2 separate regions of the Mus musculus genome follow, and region 1 is linked to region 2. A link is a loop called in an ENCODE intact Hi-C map of the cell type or tissue named here. Cell type or tissue: heart. All regions are shown on one strand.

Region 1 (8,000 bases), 64 kb before region 2:
CAAACCCCTAATTGACAAGGAAACAGTGACAAGAGTGGGTGGGCCTTTGGGAACATTAGTTCCTGAGGGTGAGCCCTCATGAGTGGAATAACCTTCTCTCTCTCTCTCTCTCTCTCTCTCTCTCTCTCTTTTTGAAACAGGGTTTCTCGTGTAGCCCTGGCTGGCCTCGAACTCAGAAATCCTTCTGCCTCTGCCTCACAAGTGTTGGGATTAAAGGCGTTTGCCACCACCACCCAGCACGGATAACATTCTCTTAAAAGAGGCTTGAGGGTAGGTGTGGCTCAGTGATAAAGCATGTCTTTAGCATATGCTCATGGGAAGCTAAAACATCGCCAAAGATGGAGCAGGACTGTTGTGGTAGTGTAGCTAAATTTGTCACCAGTGGTAGCGTCTGGGTTGGGTGTTTCCAGGCTTTTGGCCTCTTAGCTAAAGAACTAGAAGTGAGGGCTCACATAGATTTGCAAAAAAAGGCAAGATAATTTTATTTGGAGCAAAGAGATAATATAGGTCAAGGAAAGATATACAATCAAGACAGACGTGGAGCCCCGTGAGCAGGAGTATCCAGGGCTGTGTTATTGTTCCAGCCTTCTTTTTAGGTGGCTCAAGAGAATGAGGGATGGTTTCTAGGCTTCTCTATTTCAGTTGATAGTCTGGGTTATGTGTTCAGCCCTTCCCATAATACCTTTAATTGTAATCATATGCATGCCCAATTATGTGTGTTAGGGTGGGAAATGGGGGATTCTCTCTACTACAGAGCGCAGTTTTGCTCACTGCCTAAGCACTCAAAATCAGGTCAGGCCGGCTTAGCCCTTACATTCTTTATATTTGGATATTAGGGATATGCTTGAATAGAAGCTGCCTTACTTTGATCGTTGTAAGTGACGGGGGAACTCATACACTGTTCAGAGATGGGAGGAAGTGTATCTCTGACATAGGTGAGATTTTAAGGGGCTTCTGAAGATGCTAAGTGAGTTGTTTGGAGAGGGGTATGTGCACACAGGGAGAAGGAACTAGGCTGCTGCGTGTGTTACAACAAGGGAGGTGGAGTGTGCTGTATGCACGATCTCAAAGCGAATGGGGGCTCCAGGGTACTGAAGTCTTTCTTACACCTTCCTAACTCAGGTTTATTTCTCCCCAGAGCTCTCACTGGGGAGCCACTGAGCAATTCTGGAATTATCTCAGGTACAGACTAGTCTGGGTCCAATTAGTAGACAGAAGCCACATGATTTAAACAGGAAAAAAATAATACAAGGAACTAATGACTAAAATAAGAAATAAGAAAAAGGAGGAACTGGTAAGTAATAAATAGAGGGAACCCTTAAGGGTATATAATTGAAATTCTCAGAAAAAAAGATTAGAATATATTTTTAAAGAAGGTTGTAGTCCGGCAGTGGCGGTGTACGCCTTTAATCCCAGCACTTGGGAGGCAGAGGCAGGAGAATTTCTGAGTTGGAGACCAACCTGGTCTACAGAGTGAGTTCCAGGACAGCCAGGGCTACACAGAGAAACCCTGTCTTGAAAAAATCAAACAAACTAACTAACTAGCTAACTAACTAACAAACAAAAAGGAAGGTTGCAGGATACAACTGTAAGCCCTGCAGTTAGGAAAATAAAGCAGGAAGATTTTGAGTCTTAAAGCCCTCTTCCTCTCAAAAGAAAACAAGAAAAGCAACAGCTACTGCTTAGGGCTGAGAAAAACAACCCAAAGTAGATCCCCTCTGCCAGAGCAGAAACCTGGATCTGGGGAGGGCAGCCATGCTTCCCTGGGTGACAGAGAACTTGCTTTGACACTGTGCTATCTTGAGAGCCACTGAGAACGAGAGAGGCTCTGGCTACTGGCACTTCTGGCTGCTGTGCATTGCAAGAGGCAGCTTTTGTAAAATCTGGTATGGGGAATGCTGCATACGTAGCAGAGCTGGATATTATAGAACCAGCCTCCACTTCAGGAGCTGGAAAAGCCACCCAGTGGTGATGGAGAACTCGCTGGAGAAGAGGCCTTGAAGGACCCGCTAGATTGCAGGAACGCTTCAGCAAGAGCGTGCTTTTCTTCGTGTGGCGTCTCTTTATCGCCCTCTACTGACAAGTACAGTATAACGCTAGCTGACAAAGGAAAACGGGAGACCAGCTTCATTCAGTTTTGCCTAACGGTTAATGATGGGTGAATTTTGAACCTAAGAGGCAACAAACTGATAACTAGTATAAGCACTTCCCTTAGAGTACTCGCCTTCCGTGTGTTCCTCTCACACGTCCGAAGGTCTATGACTCCACCTAATAGGACACAGCCATTGCAGGAATGAAGATGCCCTCATCTTTTGCGAGAAGCTCTTTCCAAAACAAACAAGCAGTCCCAACAGCAATTGTATGTATTGCTAGCTATATTAATTAGTCACTGTCCCACCGGTTATTTAAAATCTAAACTAAAGCCAGGCACGGAGATGCAAATCTGGAATCCCAGCATCTCAGAGATAAAGGAAGCATCAGGAGTTCAAGGCAGCTACGTAGTGAGTTCAAGGCCAGTGTGAGCTACATTAAGACCCTGTTTCAACCCCTCCCCCAACCCTACCCACAAAGGACTAAATTTTTGTTTTGTTTTGTTTTTCGAGACAGGGTTTCTCTGTGTAGCCCTGGCTGTTCTGGAACTCACTCTGTAGACCAGGCTGGCCCCAAACTCAGAAATCTGCCTGCCTCTGCCTCCCAAGTGCTAGGATTAAAAGATGTGTCCCCATGGTTGGAACCTGGTTGGAACTCTTTAATTGATGAACAGACTCAAACCTCAATTCCCCAAACTCTGAATACCCAGTAGTCCTGCTTTTCAATACACATACATACACACACACACACACACACACACACACAAACATACACACATACACACATACATACATATGGAGAACCTTTTGGGGTACCGCTTGGCAGGAATCTGACATTAGGCCATGACAAAGAAGTAAGTCCAGACAGGGACCTGACATTGGCCAAGGACAAGGCAGTAAGAATCTGGTTTTAGAGTAGAACAAAGAAGTAGGCTCAGATATCTTGATCATCCTTAGAAACAGTGATCACCGGAGTGATCATGGGGCTTTGTGTTTATTGGCTTGCTTGTTCCTTGACTATTGTCTTGCTTGAGCCCTCTTTGTACTACTTGCCCTGAATACGTGCATGTAATTAAAAAGGTATAAAACATGGATTGGGAAAATTAAATTTGCCTTCAGTCTCAGAGTTGACTGGGGTCATGCTACAATGTTGTCTAACTATCTTTCTTCTTTTTAATCCTCACTCCTGAGCTGGAAAACCTGTTGACTGACTGAGTGGGCTTGGTCACATACATACATACATACATACATACATACATAATGTTAAGCTATAGGTGTTTTGTCTATATGTACGGCTGTGTACCACATACCTGCAGTTCCCAAACCTGCCAGAAGAGGGCACTGGATCCCCTGGAACTGGAGTTAGAGACAGTTGTGAGCTACCTTGTAGATGTTGGCGGTTAAACCTGATCCTCTGGAAGAACAATCAGTGCTCTTAATGGCTAAGCCGTGTATCCAGCCTTGGCTCTGCCATTTTTGGTTGCTAAGTTTCTATTAACATTTTCAGCGGTCATGGAAATATTGAGTGCTGTACCCAAGAGTCCCTAATTCCAGAGATCATGATCTTTGCCCCTGCTGTGAGAAACACTAAATTCCCCTTTGAATTAGGGATCAGTCACTCCAGCCAAGAAAGAAATGCCTTTCAGTGGCAAAATGGCCTTGTGACAGCCTGACCTTTCAATCCAATGGAGTCATCACTAGACTCCCTTTGAGATTAAGATCTCTAGGCCAGCAGATTTCAAATTTACTGGAAAGTAAAGCAAAAACGGGGCTGGAGAGATGGCTCAGCACTGACTGCTCTTCCACAGGTCCTGAGTTCAATTCCCAGCAACCACATGGTGGCTCATAACCGTCTCTTATAGGATCTGATGCCCTCTTCTGGTGTGTCTGAAGACAGCAACAGTGACAGTGTACTCACACATATAAAATAAATAAATCTTGAAAGAAAGAAAGAAAGAGAGAAGGAAAGAAAAGCAAAAATGATTTCAGAGAGTTAATAGGTGTGATGGGGAGAAACTGCTTCCACTTACTGATTGGCAGAGTGATTCGAGGGAAACCGGCACCAGTAACAATCCCTAATTCCAAAGACACACTGTATCTATGGCACAGTCTTTGAAACATTATAGTGCATTTGCAGTAAACCTCTCCAAGTTTCAGTTAGGTCATCTGCCTCATGGAGATATGTCATAACACCAGGGAATTCCCTGGGCACTCCCCATTGAGCTTGCCTTCCTGGGAAATGACTTCCTAATTAGATGCAATGATTTGAGGATGTCTGATTTGGCTTAATACATTGCTCTGTAAACCCCCAGATATGTTATGGTGCTGGTAGACTGTGTTGTGAATTATAAAAGACAAATATCTCCTTATGGCAAGAAAAAAATGATGAGATAGAATGAAAGGCTACAATGAACCTGTGGTATTAGATTAGAATTCAGATTATTTAAGGAACTCGAGGTACATATATACATGCAAAGAGAAGTAGATAAATTATGTACATGTAAATAAATACATATATGCATACATTAACAGACATAAATATATATCCTGTAATATACCCTGAGAAGGCCTAGGAGTGGTGAGATTTCTAGTAGCAAGGCATACAGCTAGAACATAGTGTATAAGTGTGAGACTCAATACAGGAGTCATAGATTCTTGGAGAAATGGTTTATTCAAGAGCTAGGCAGGGAAAATACAAAGACTGAAAGACATGGATAAATCGGAGAAGTCTGAAGAGATGGTGATTGAACACAAGGTGGTATTCTGGACTGGGCGTGCATTTCAATGCTCTGGTCCCCGGTTGGAAACCTTCAGCCCACTTTAGACAATGCGCTTTGAGGCTAGTCCTCAAAACATCTAATGTGCACTCTTCAAAAAACCCTTAAGGTCGCCAAACAGAAAGTCTGAGAAACAGTCACAACAAGGAGCAGCCTAATAAAGTCAGATAACTAAATGTACTGTGGAGTCTTGATTGTGAAACAGAAAGTAGCCTCACTTAAAAACTTGGAAAGCTGGCACGGGGGAGACAGTTTAGTGAGTAAATGTGCCCTCCATCCTTTGTGATGGACATTCGTGATGGATGGAAGAACTGACTCCAGAGGGTTTGCCTCTGATCTACACACACACACACACACACACACACACACACACGAGGGGGGCAGGTGTTTGAAAGCACATGAATTCATCAATTCTAGGACCTATGGGGTTCGGTAGAATACATATCTAGCCTAATGTTTGAGGCCCTGGGTTCCATCTTTTCGGCACTGAAAAACCAAACACAACAAATAAACAAAACAACAGAGCAAATATGTCATAGCAATATCAACAATAGAGGCCAGGATGAAACACGGGGTTCATTCTTAGAGGTTTCGTAGCTTATCTCTACCAGGCAGCCCGGAGCTTCATACCCAGCACTGGAGGTGGGGATCTTATAGGGAAAACTGGGTATGAAGTATACTGGAATTCATTCAATACTATACTTTTTATGTTTTCATAGATAAACAGATAGATAGGCAGATAGATAGATAGATAGATAGATAGATAGATAGATAGATAGATAGATAGATAGATAGATAGGTAATGTCTGGTGTGTGCATATGTGCTTGTGTGTGCAGATGCTCTTTTGTAAACCAAAGATCAATGTCTGGTGTCTTTCCTCATTAAACTTGATCTTTCTCTGTTGGTGGTGGTGATTTTTTTTTGTTGTTTTTTGTTTTTTGTTTTGGTTTTTTGAGACAGGGTTTCTCTGTGTAGCCTTGGCTGTCCTGGAACTCACTCTGTAGACCAGGCTGGCCTTGAACTCAGAAATCCTCCTGCCTCTGGCTCCCGAGTGCTGAGATTAAAGGCGTGCACCACCACGTCCAGCTTTTGGTTTGTTTTCTAGACAGTGTTTCTCTGTGTAGCCCTGGCAGTCCTGGAACTTGCTCTGTAAACCAGGCTAGCCTCAAGCTCACAGAGACCTGCCTGGTTCTGCCTCCACGTATTGGGATCACCACCACTGCTCTGCTTACTCTAGATTTTTTTTACTTTCTTTTTTACTGAAACAGCCGGAACAATGATGACGCTCTAAAATCTGTGGATAACTATGTCATATATTGCATTAAGGTTCTGGCTTCAACAATTGTACTCTGGTTACATAGGGGTAAATCTTTGGAGAATTTGAATGAAAATTATTTTTGGTACTCTGTGAACGATTTCTGTACTACTTCTATGAGCTTAAAATTGTTTTGTGAAGGATTTTATTTGAAATGAACTTGAAGTATTGCTACCTTTTTAGAAAGAGAAATCCGGTCGGTCTCTGGCCCTGCATACTGCTCTCATCACTGGCCTCACGACGACACACGCATAATTTTGCAGGTACAGACTAGGAGAGTGGCCTGTACACAGACGGCTAGATTTTATGGAGAGCAGTTTGGAAGTAGTGAACAAAGTTGGAAGCTCAATGGAGGCAGTAAATGAGACTGCCTGGAGGGTCCCTGGGAAACCTTGTGAGACATTACATAATGGCAGCCAGCAGGGGTGGAAGAATTTATTATAGATTTCCACTTTAAGTGTATCTATTTATGTGCCCCGAAGGCCAGTGGAACCCTGCAAGGAAAGAAGGGGTGAGCACTTGTATGTACCCCTGCCTCCACTACACCACAGAGGTCTCCACCTGTCCATCAAGATGTGGGGGATGCAGCTCCACTGTCCCACCTGAGGCCTCCAGGCTGCTTGGTGAGGAAAGGAAGCAGCCTGCAGCAGGCACTTCCTCAGGTTTCTCAAAGCTGTTCCCTAGCGCATCAGATGTGCACCTGAGTTATCTTGTATATGAACTAGGCTCACTGCCTCGCTCTGTTTTTGCAAGCTGTTACTTTCTCCTCCACATGAAGCAAAATGTAGCTTATAGGTAGAAATGTAGAATTTCCTGGGCCACAGCCTTGGGTAGGAAGAGAACTGTCAGAGCACAGCTACCAGTCTGTGCTCCACTGCCTGGTGGGAAGCATTTCTCTCTCTCTTTTTTTTTTTAACTTGGGAATACAGAGGCCCTCTGGGGGTAGAGCTGGACACCTGGCACCTAGAGGTAGAGGCTGGAGGATATTGAATTCCAGGTCAGCCTAGGTTATATTATAACAAGTTCCAGTCTGGGATACACAGATCCTAAATGAATTAATAAAAAAATTAAAACCACAGCAGCTGGAGGTTTTCTGGTTAAGACTTTATACTGCGCTGGGCAGTGGTGGTGCACACCTTTAATCCCAGCACTTGGGAGGCAGAGGCAGGCTGATTTCTGAGTTGGAGGCCAGCCTGGTCTACAGCGTGAGTTCCAGGGCAGCCAGGACTACACAGAGAAACCCTATTTTGACTCTCCACCATCACCACCATTCTTAGCCCCTGCAACAGGCAGCTCACAGTGGCCTGTAACCCCAGTTCCAGGGAAGTCTGAAACCTCTGACCTCCACTGGCACCTGAATTCACGGGCACATACATTCTCCACCTCGATACACACACACACACACACATAACTTAAAAACAACTAATCTTAGGGGTGCTTAGGGGAATCTCAGAGGCTAAGAGCACTGGTTCTTCTTCCAGAGGACTCAGGTTCAGATCCCAGTGCACACACTGCAGCTAACAACCATCTGTAAATATGCTAGGCAGAAAATTCCAGAAAAAAAGCAATCATGCGTTTTAAAATCTGCCCTGAGTCCATTCATACAAAATAGCATGCCGTCTTCCAGGGAGGATGTCCCCATAGTCTCGAGCATTTGAATATTTGGTCTCCAGTCCTTGTTTTGGTGGGCTTAGGAGGCGTGGCCTTGTTGAGGGCTTTTGTCACTGGCTTTGAGAGTTTAAAGTCTGGTGCTACTGGGTGTCTATACTCTCTGCTATACTTGCAGGCTCAGGAGGTGAGGGTTTGGCTTTCTCCTC
Region 2 (8,000 bases):
TCGGGGAGGTCACGTAACTAGGAAGGAGAAAAAAAACCTCTAGCCAAGTCACTAGCAAATCAATGGCCCTGGATTTTTAATTTTGTTTGTATGTATGTGATGGATGGATGGATGCATGCATGCATTTTTTAATAAACAAAAGACCAGGGTTAAATAGAAACCTGAAAATGAGCATCATGAACAGAGTATGGCCAGAACAATGGGAAAGGCTTTGTGGATGCTTGACGCTGTGCACTCTCTACCTGTCCTGTGTGTGCTGGGTCCAGTCGTAGCCTAGTTCTTCTGTGGTCCTGCAGCTTTACCGCTGCACTTCTGGGAGCATCTGCTCAAGTTAGATATGACAGATGAGTGCAGACGAGCCCCAGCTCTTCTCTCCTTGCTTGAAACGGATTTGCATTGATTTTTATTGTGTAACTATGGTCTGCCAAAGTTCTACATGAAAGTTCCACATGTATTTCTTGTAAGATGGGTGTCTCACTACTAGGTAGCCTTGATTGGCTTGAGACTCACAAGGCAGTACAGGACCCATGATGAAGTCAGGCTGTCCTTGAACTCAGGCTTACCTCTGCTTCCTGAGTGGTAGGATTAAAGGTGTGTGCCACCATGACAGGCCCTGCTCTTTCTTAGGTAGGTGGGTGGGTGGGTGGGTGGATGGATGGATAGATAGACAAAAAGTTTGCTTCCCAACTCTTAATCACTGAGCCCTCTGCACCCCTCCTCTCACCGTTCTATTCAGCAAAGGGTATTCTAGTTAATTTATTTTCAAGTGACAAAGATGAGGCACTCCCAACTAGGCACAAGCTATGGCAAGAGTCCTGAGCCTTTTTATTCAGTGAAGGCCAAGGAACGTGTGACAGGTGAACACTGCTGTCCTCTGATCCCATCACATCCGGAAGTGAGCTTAAACCAGTGGCAGGTCTCCTTCAGCTTTGGGATGAAGAGGCCGCCACCTCTTCTACTACGTGGGCATTTGAGTTGCTCTTTGCTTTTTGTAGGACCAGAATACAGAGACAACCAGCTGCCTCCTCCAAAACGTTTCTCCAGGGGACTATATCATTGAGGTATGTGCAACTATAGACTGCCCTCTTGTTACTTCCACAGAAAGCAGCTCACATGGAGTTCTGAGTGTTTTGTTTATTGGTTTCAAGACTGAGTCCAGTGTAGTCCAGGCTAGTCTCAAATCCAAACTTCTATAGAACTAAGGATAAGTTTGAAAGGCTAACATGTCTTGCCTCTACCTCCTGGGATTACAGATGTTTACACTATGGTCTTTGCTTTTATTCAGACCCTGGGAATTTGAACTCAGGTCTTCAAGCTTCCACAATAATCCACGAAGCCATCTCCTCAGCCCCATTGTTTTTTAAAAGAATTTATTTATGTATGTGACTATGCATAGCTGTCTTCAGACACACCAGAAGAGCATATCAGATCCCATTACAGATGGTTGTGAGCCACCATGTGGTTGCTGGGAATTGAACTCAGGACCTCTGGAAGAACAGCCAGTGTTCCTAACTGATGAGCTATCTCTCCAGCCCCGACCCCTCCCCCCTTCTTTTTTTTTTAAAAAAAAGTTGATTTACATTGTTAAGCTATCACCATTATCCTCCCTTACTGGATCCCACACCAGCTGCCTGGGGAGGGAAAGATAAATGAAATCACCAGTAGTAGATAAAATGTATTGTTTTACTTCCCTCTTAGATAAAATGTATAGACAGATACAATGTAGAGATGTGCTAGCACTTACCAAACAGTAACACAGCTCTCTCTGTTTTATAGCTGGTGGATGACAGCAACACCACCAGGAAAGCTGCTCAGTATGTGGTGAAGTCAGGTAAAGCTCTTTGGCTTGGATTTGATGGCACATTCTTGAGAGCAGGCTTGTAGAATTTTCTGTGCTCCTTAATTCATGGTTTACAAAACACCAGTCGCTCACCTCTTCTCCCTTAAACAATTGTTCATCAAGGACGCTTCCTTTTATGTTGTTGATGCCTGGAAGGTCAAAGCTGGCATTGCATCTGCCACGGATACTAGGCAATTATCCTTACAAGACAAGTAGGGGGAGGGGCCTTTCCTTCACAGGGTTTGTAGCATATTTGGAGCTATTAGCATATTTGGAGCTATTAGCATATTTGGAGTGGTTAGCATATTCAGAGCGATTAGCATATTCAGAGCTATTAGATTATTTTCGACAACACTTTACAAAGGAATTGTTGAATCCTTTTATAATCTAGGCAGCAGAGATAGAGTAAGGTAGTTGGGGACCCTGGGACCTGTTAGTCAGCTTTTGTTTTAAAAAAATGAGGGGGGCTTCCCCCCCTTTTCTGAACCTATTCTGCTGCTTGAGTTAAAAGACTTTCTCTTTGAAATCTCCCAGTGCAGTCTCCCTGGGCTGGACCCATCAGAGCTGTGGCCATCACTGTGCCTCTGGTTGTCATATCTGCGTTCGCAACCCTGTTCACTGTGATGTGCAGAAAGAAGCAACAAGGTATCTGTCTATGCTGTGCCCACTGTTCTCCATCCTCTAGTTTGCAGCAGGCCAAGGGTGGGTACCGACAAAGACAGGGCCTGGGGAGTCCTGCTTTCCTCAGGAGGGGCCTGGGACCCCCTCACACCTCCTTGCTAGTTCCTTGCCTACTGAAGTTCCCAGAATTTAAATGTTTGGCTGTTAATCTCTAGGACCTGGCAATGTCCAGGTATAATCCAGTTTTCAAACTCAGGGAGTCTGAAAAATGAGAACAGTCGTTTGGCGAGTGGCCATCATTGAGAAGTTCTGTCTTTCACCTAGAAAACTGTAGATCTGGATGGAGTTACCCAGATGACTCCAAGGATAAAAGTAATGAAGATGTTAACTTAAGATTTGTGTGCTTTCGGCTGAGCTTGCTATCCCAGTTGGTGGGAGGCTGAGGCAGGAGGATCCAATTCAGGAACTGGAGGCTAGTCTGAGTAATACAGTGAGACCCTTTGTCCAGAAATAATAAATAGATAGATAGATAAATAGGTGAAAAGCCATTTTTGTTGTTGGTTTGGTTTTCTTTACCTTTGTAAATTATACTTTAAAAAGTTTTTCTCCCTCCCTCAGCTTATCTGGCTGCCAGAGCCAGCTCTGGGCCCTTCACTTCACTGGCGGCCATAGGGGCGGATGCTGCGTTTGTTTCTTGGCATGTCCAGGGGCAGTTTCAGGTTAATACAGTGTTTTCACTTTCTGGTACAGTACTACAGAAACCGTGCATGCAGCTTGAGGCTGGAGTCACAGACCCGAGACTCCCAGGTGGAGATGTCAGCTGCTCCTTTTGGTAAATTTACTTTTGAGACTTGGATCTCACGTAGCTCAGGCTGGCCTCCATCTTGCCAAGTAGTTGCTGATGACCGTGACCTTCTGACCTTTCTGTGTCCCCTGTCCCAAGTGCTAGGATTTCAGCCGTGAGACACTGAGCCCTGGGTCATACGGAAAAGACAAAGCTTTGTTTATAGGTGTCAACCTTATGTTCTTTCCCAATTTAGAAAATATATATTCACATTTAGATGAAGAAAGCCCGGAGTCGTCCACATACGCTGCGGCTCTCCCCAGAGACAGGCTCCGGCCTCAGCCCAAGGTCTTCCTCTGCTACTCCAATAAAGATGGCCAGAATCACATGAACGTGGTCCAGTGTTTCGCCTATTTCCTGCAAGATTTCTGTGGCTGTGAGGTACGGAATCTGTTTGTTCTCTTACCCTGGGCAGGATGTGTACGCCGTCTTTCTCTTCCGTGTCATCTCTCCATTGCTGTCCTGGGAACCTACTTACCTAGAATCTTACTTTCCAAACCAGAGTCTGTCTTGAATTTGTCTTGTCTCTTACCAGCAGCAAAGGCTTCGCATGACACACTTATACTTGAAAGCTTTGAGCGCCTCCCACGCGATAGGATGTTCTGTGAGTGCCCTGTCATGGAACACGTGACCAGAGTGTGAGACTGTCTCAGTGGGACGTCAGGGAGAGGACACAATGAAGACAGCTTTTAGGAGTCTAGGCAGTTCCCTGAGGGAGGTTGGCTGGGATTGGGAATAGAGGCTAGGACTGCCCCTGGAAGAGATCTTGGGCACTGGGAGGAGTGTGTAACAGAGGTCTGAGGTCGATTGGTAGGAAGTCATAGAAACCAGTGAGAAGGCCTTAGCTAGAGAGAACCAGGAAGTAGGAGAGAGCGCCAGAGTTTACAGAATGTTTGGATGTCTACGCTGCTTTCTCAGCTTCCCCCTTTCCTCCTCTTCCTCCTCCTTCCTCTCTTCCTACTCTTCTTCTTCCTCCTCCTCCTTCTTTTTTTCCTTACTCTGTAGCTCTGGATATCCTAGAATTCAATTTGTAGACCAGGCTGGCCTCATAGAGATCCACTGCCTCTGCCTCCTAAGTGCTGGGATTAAAGGAGTGGGCCCCTGTGCCCAGCTTTCTTAGGTCTTCTTGAGTTAGCTATTATGTAGCTTTTCCATAAACAATGACACTTAGTCTTTACAGCGGGCTCTTAAGCTGTTGTGAAGGCATGCCCTGTTTGCCACAATTGCAAGTTATCATGTGATGTTTTTTAGTCCATTTGGCCCATTCCTTGGGTGAGACTGCCCTCTGGTGTTAATAAGCTGTATTTAAAGGCTGGTGGGATTGCCTCCTGCTGGGAAAGCGTTGAGTTCAGCAGCTGAATGGCTGCTGCAAACCCCTGCAGACTGCAGCTGTCCGGACAGCACAGGCAGAGGTGGTAGATCCCTGCCCTGTTCTTTTAGACTGCACATAGTTTTTGCTTTAAATAGCTACATCATCTATAATAGTGACTTGCTGTAGCTGCGTTAGCCCAGCTTGTAAAGCGTCTCTGTTTATCATTTCTGATGATTTCTCAAGGATAAACGCCTCACAATGGAATTGCTCAGTCAAAGATTGGAATATTCTTTTTTTTTTAAAGATTCATTTATTTATTATATGTAAGTACACTGTAGCTGTCTTCAGACAATCCAGAAGAGGGAGTCAGATTTTGTTACAGATGGTTGTGAGCTACCATGTGGTTGCTGGGATTTGAACTCTGAACCTTCGGAAGAGCAGTCGGGTGCTCTTACCCACTGAGCCATCTCACCAGCCCAGATTGGAATATTCTTAAAAGTGCTTATGTTTTATTTATTAAGATGAAATCAGCTAGTACAGGGGATTTTTTTGTTTGTTTGTTTTGTTTTGTTTTTACAGATTTGTAAAACATTCCACATATGATTTAACAAACTACACAGGTCAAAAGATTAGTAGACACACTATTTTTGTGTGGTATAGAATCCTAGGGGCCACATATTTTAAGCTACCAGTTAGCTTGAATGTACATAATGAATGGATAGTGTGGAGTTTTTACCTACACTGCTCTGTGCCCCCCGGTGGGTCGCATGCTTCCAGGAACTCTTTGATCCAAGAATGAAAGATACACACACACACACACACACACACATACACACACACACACTAGTTAACTTTGCTAGCTCAAAGGCTAGGCAGTTCTAGTCCTCTGCCTGATTATCATAGATTTCCCTCCAGTACTCCTGAGTCAATGTCCTTTAAATCTATGATCTATTTTTGCTGCCCTTTTCTTTCTGGGTGGCCCCCTAGTATTTGCTGCCCAGGGTGCTTCTGGGCAGCCCTTCTGTGGGCCGCATTCCTTCTCACCTACATTCCAGATGATTTTCCTTCTGCAGCTCTAAGTCTGATCCATCTCCCTCTGAATCCTGGCGATTCTCCTCTTTCTCCCTCGCCCTCACCCTAGCCCACACAAATCTGAGGGTCCCACTCCATTTCCCTTTACCCAGCCATTGGCCGCTGGCATCTTTATTGATCTATTAAAAAACAATTGGAGACAAGGACCTTTAGCATTTGGACACATAGATTTCCCATTAAATCAAAGCATTAGAACCAATCCCCAACAATAATGTTAGGATGCATTAAAGTATGAGATGAGTCAGTCAGTATTCCTTTTTTTTTTTTAAAGAAAATATTTATTTATTTATTTATTATATGTAAGTACACTGTAGCTGTCTTCAGACACTCCAGAAGATGGCATCAGATTTCATTACAGATGGTTGTGAGCCATCATGTGGTTGCTGGGATTTGAACTCAGGACCTTTGGAAGAGCAGTTGGCTCTCTTAACCCATGAGCCATCTCACCAGCCCCGAGTCAGTATTCTTTTCAGCAGATAGATAAGCATTGGAGCTTTCTTCTCTTGGGTACTTTTTTAGAAAAGAAGAATTTAATCCTTCCAGAGTAGCTCTCCGCTGTATAATCTGTGTTTAGCTCTTAGGGGTTATTTTTTTAACTACAGGAGAAATGGTACCAATACAGCTGCCACGGAATGCTACTTACAGTATCCTGCAGGAGAAGCAGTACTCGTACAGTTACTACTTACAGTATCAGATGAAAGCAGTTTGAAAGGGTAAAAATCCTTTGAGGGCATCAGACATACTTGGATTTCTTTGCTGTATCAGGGATCCCACTATTCTTTCCAACCCTCTTATCCCCAAACCCCTTGGTTCACAGGCCTTGTAGAGTTATGACATTGTAGATCTCATGGAACCAAGAGAGAGGTGCAGCCCAGACAGGGTTAACCAGGAAAGCTATACTATAGCAGCAGAACAGCGGGCTAACCCTGGGTCTCTGAACACAGCCAAAGAGGTCCTCTTTCTCAGTCACGTTCTGCATGTGAGTCACCCGTCACTGTAGATGGCTCTGGCCAGGCCTAAGCTCCATATCCCAGTGCACTATGGGGTCACGATCCACTTTCTCTCCTCAGCCACTTAGACTTGTATCCAGGATCTTTCTGCTCCTTGTATCCGGCAGTCTCACTTATCACATGGACCAATCACAGTTCCTTCCCATCATACCATCAGACATCTTCAAGGTGTCTTAGACAAGCTGCTGAAAATCCTGGCTTCTGTCTCCTCACTTGTAGGGCCACAGTGCTAATGGCCCCCTGTGTTATCAAAATGATGCCATGGGTGACAAGCAATTTCAGGAAGTCTGGTGTGTGGATGCAGTTGTTGACCATAGAGTGCTGGCGTAAATGAATACTGAAGTGACCTGTGCTCTTTCCAGGTGGCTCTGGACTTGTGGGAAGATTTCAGCCTCTGCAGAGAGGGGCAGAGAGAATGGGCCATTCAGAAGATCCACGAGTCCCAGTTCATCATTGTCGTGTGCTCCAAAGGCATGAAGTACTTTGTAGATAAGAAGAACTTCAGACACAAAGGAGGCAGCCGCGGCGAGGCGCAAGGCGAGTTCTTCCTGGTGGCCGTGGCAGCCATTGCTGAGAAGCTCCGTCAGGCCAAGCAGAGCTCATCTGCCGCACTGCGCAAGTTCATCGCCGTCTACTTCGATTATTCCTGTGAAGGGGATGTACCCTGCAGCCTGGACCTGAGCACCAAGTACAAGCTCATGGACCACCTTCCTGAGCTCTGTGCCCATCTGCACTCAGGAGAGCAGGAGGTGCTGGGTCAGCACCCAGGCCACAGCAGCAGAAGGAACTACTTCCGGAGCAAATCGGGCCGCTCCCTGTATGTTGCCATTTGCAACATGCACCAGTTTATTGATGAGGAGCCTGACTGGTTTGAGAAGCAGTTTATACCCTTCCAACATCCCCCTGTGCGTTACCAGGAGCCAGTCCTGGAGAAATTTGACTCAGGCTTGGTTTTAAATGATGTCATAAGCAAACCAGGGCCAGAGAGTGACTTCTGTCGGAAAGTCGAGGCTTGTGTACTTGGGGCCGCTGGGCCAGCCGACTCTTATTCATACCTGGAGAGTCAGCATGTAGGCCTGGACCAAGACACTGAGGCCCAGCCCTCCTGTGATAGTGCCCCTGCCTTGCAGCCCCTGTTACACGCAGTGAAAGCTGGCAGTCCCTCAGAGATGCCACGGGACTCAGGCATATATGATTCTTCTGTACCCTCATCAGAGCTCTCTCTGCCTCTGATGGAGGGACTCTCTCCGGATCAGATAGAAACATCTTCTCTGACCGAGA

Evidence for each region. Hi-C counts contacts between places; a loop is a spot of excess contacts. Peaks named below come from ENCODE experiments on the same cell type or tissue, not always from the same donor. Only the 100,000 strongest peaks of a DNase experiment are listed, where the experiment ranks them.
Region 1: a loop joins it to region 2, with 9 times the contacts of the local background. A loop is called at or near these places in 35 of 42 quality-filtered maps.

What each region holds. Positions count from the first base shown.
Region 1 is chr14:27,027,905-27,035,904 of GRCm38, forward strand. No RefSeq gene overlaps it. Among named protein-coding and RNA genes, the nearest start is that of Il17rd, 7.1 kb to the right of the region's middle. In heart, CTCF peaks have their summits at 2,069 (motif pointing left) and 3,418 (motif pointing right); no DNase peak of the experiment used is centred here; H3K4me3 peaks cover 329 bases; H3K27ac peaks cover 433 bases.
Region 2 is chr14:27,092,402-27,100,401 of GRCm38, forward strand. It overlaps Il17rd (interleukin 17 receptor D), which reads left to right. Exons shown (of 13, transcript NM_134437.3): 8 at 996-1,061; 9 at 1,777-1,831; 10 at 2,375-2,485; 11 at 3,502-3,686; 12 at 7,082-8,000. Among named protein-coding and RNA genes, the nearest start is that of Il17rd, 57 kb to the left of the region's middle. In heart, a CTCF peak has its summit at 4,595 (motif pointing left); a DNase peak (open chromatin) is centred at 4,580; H3K27ac peaks cover 541 bases.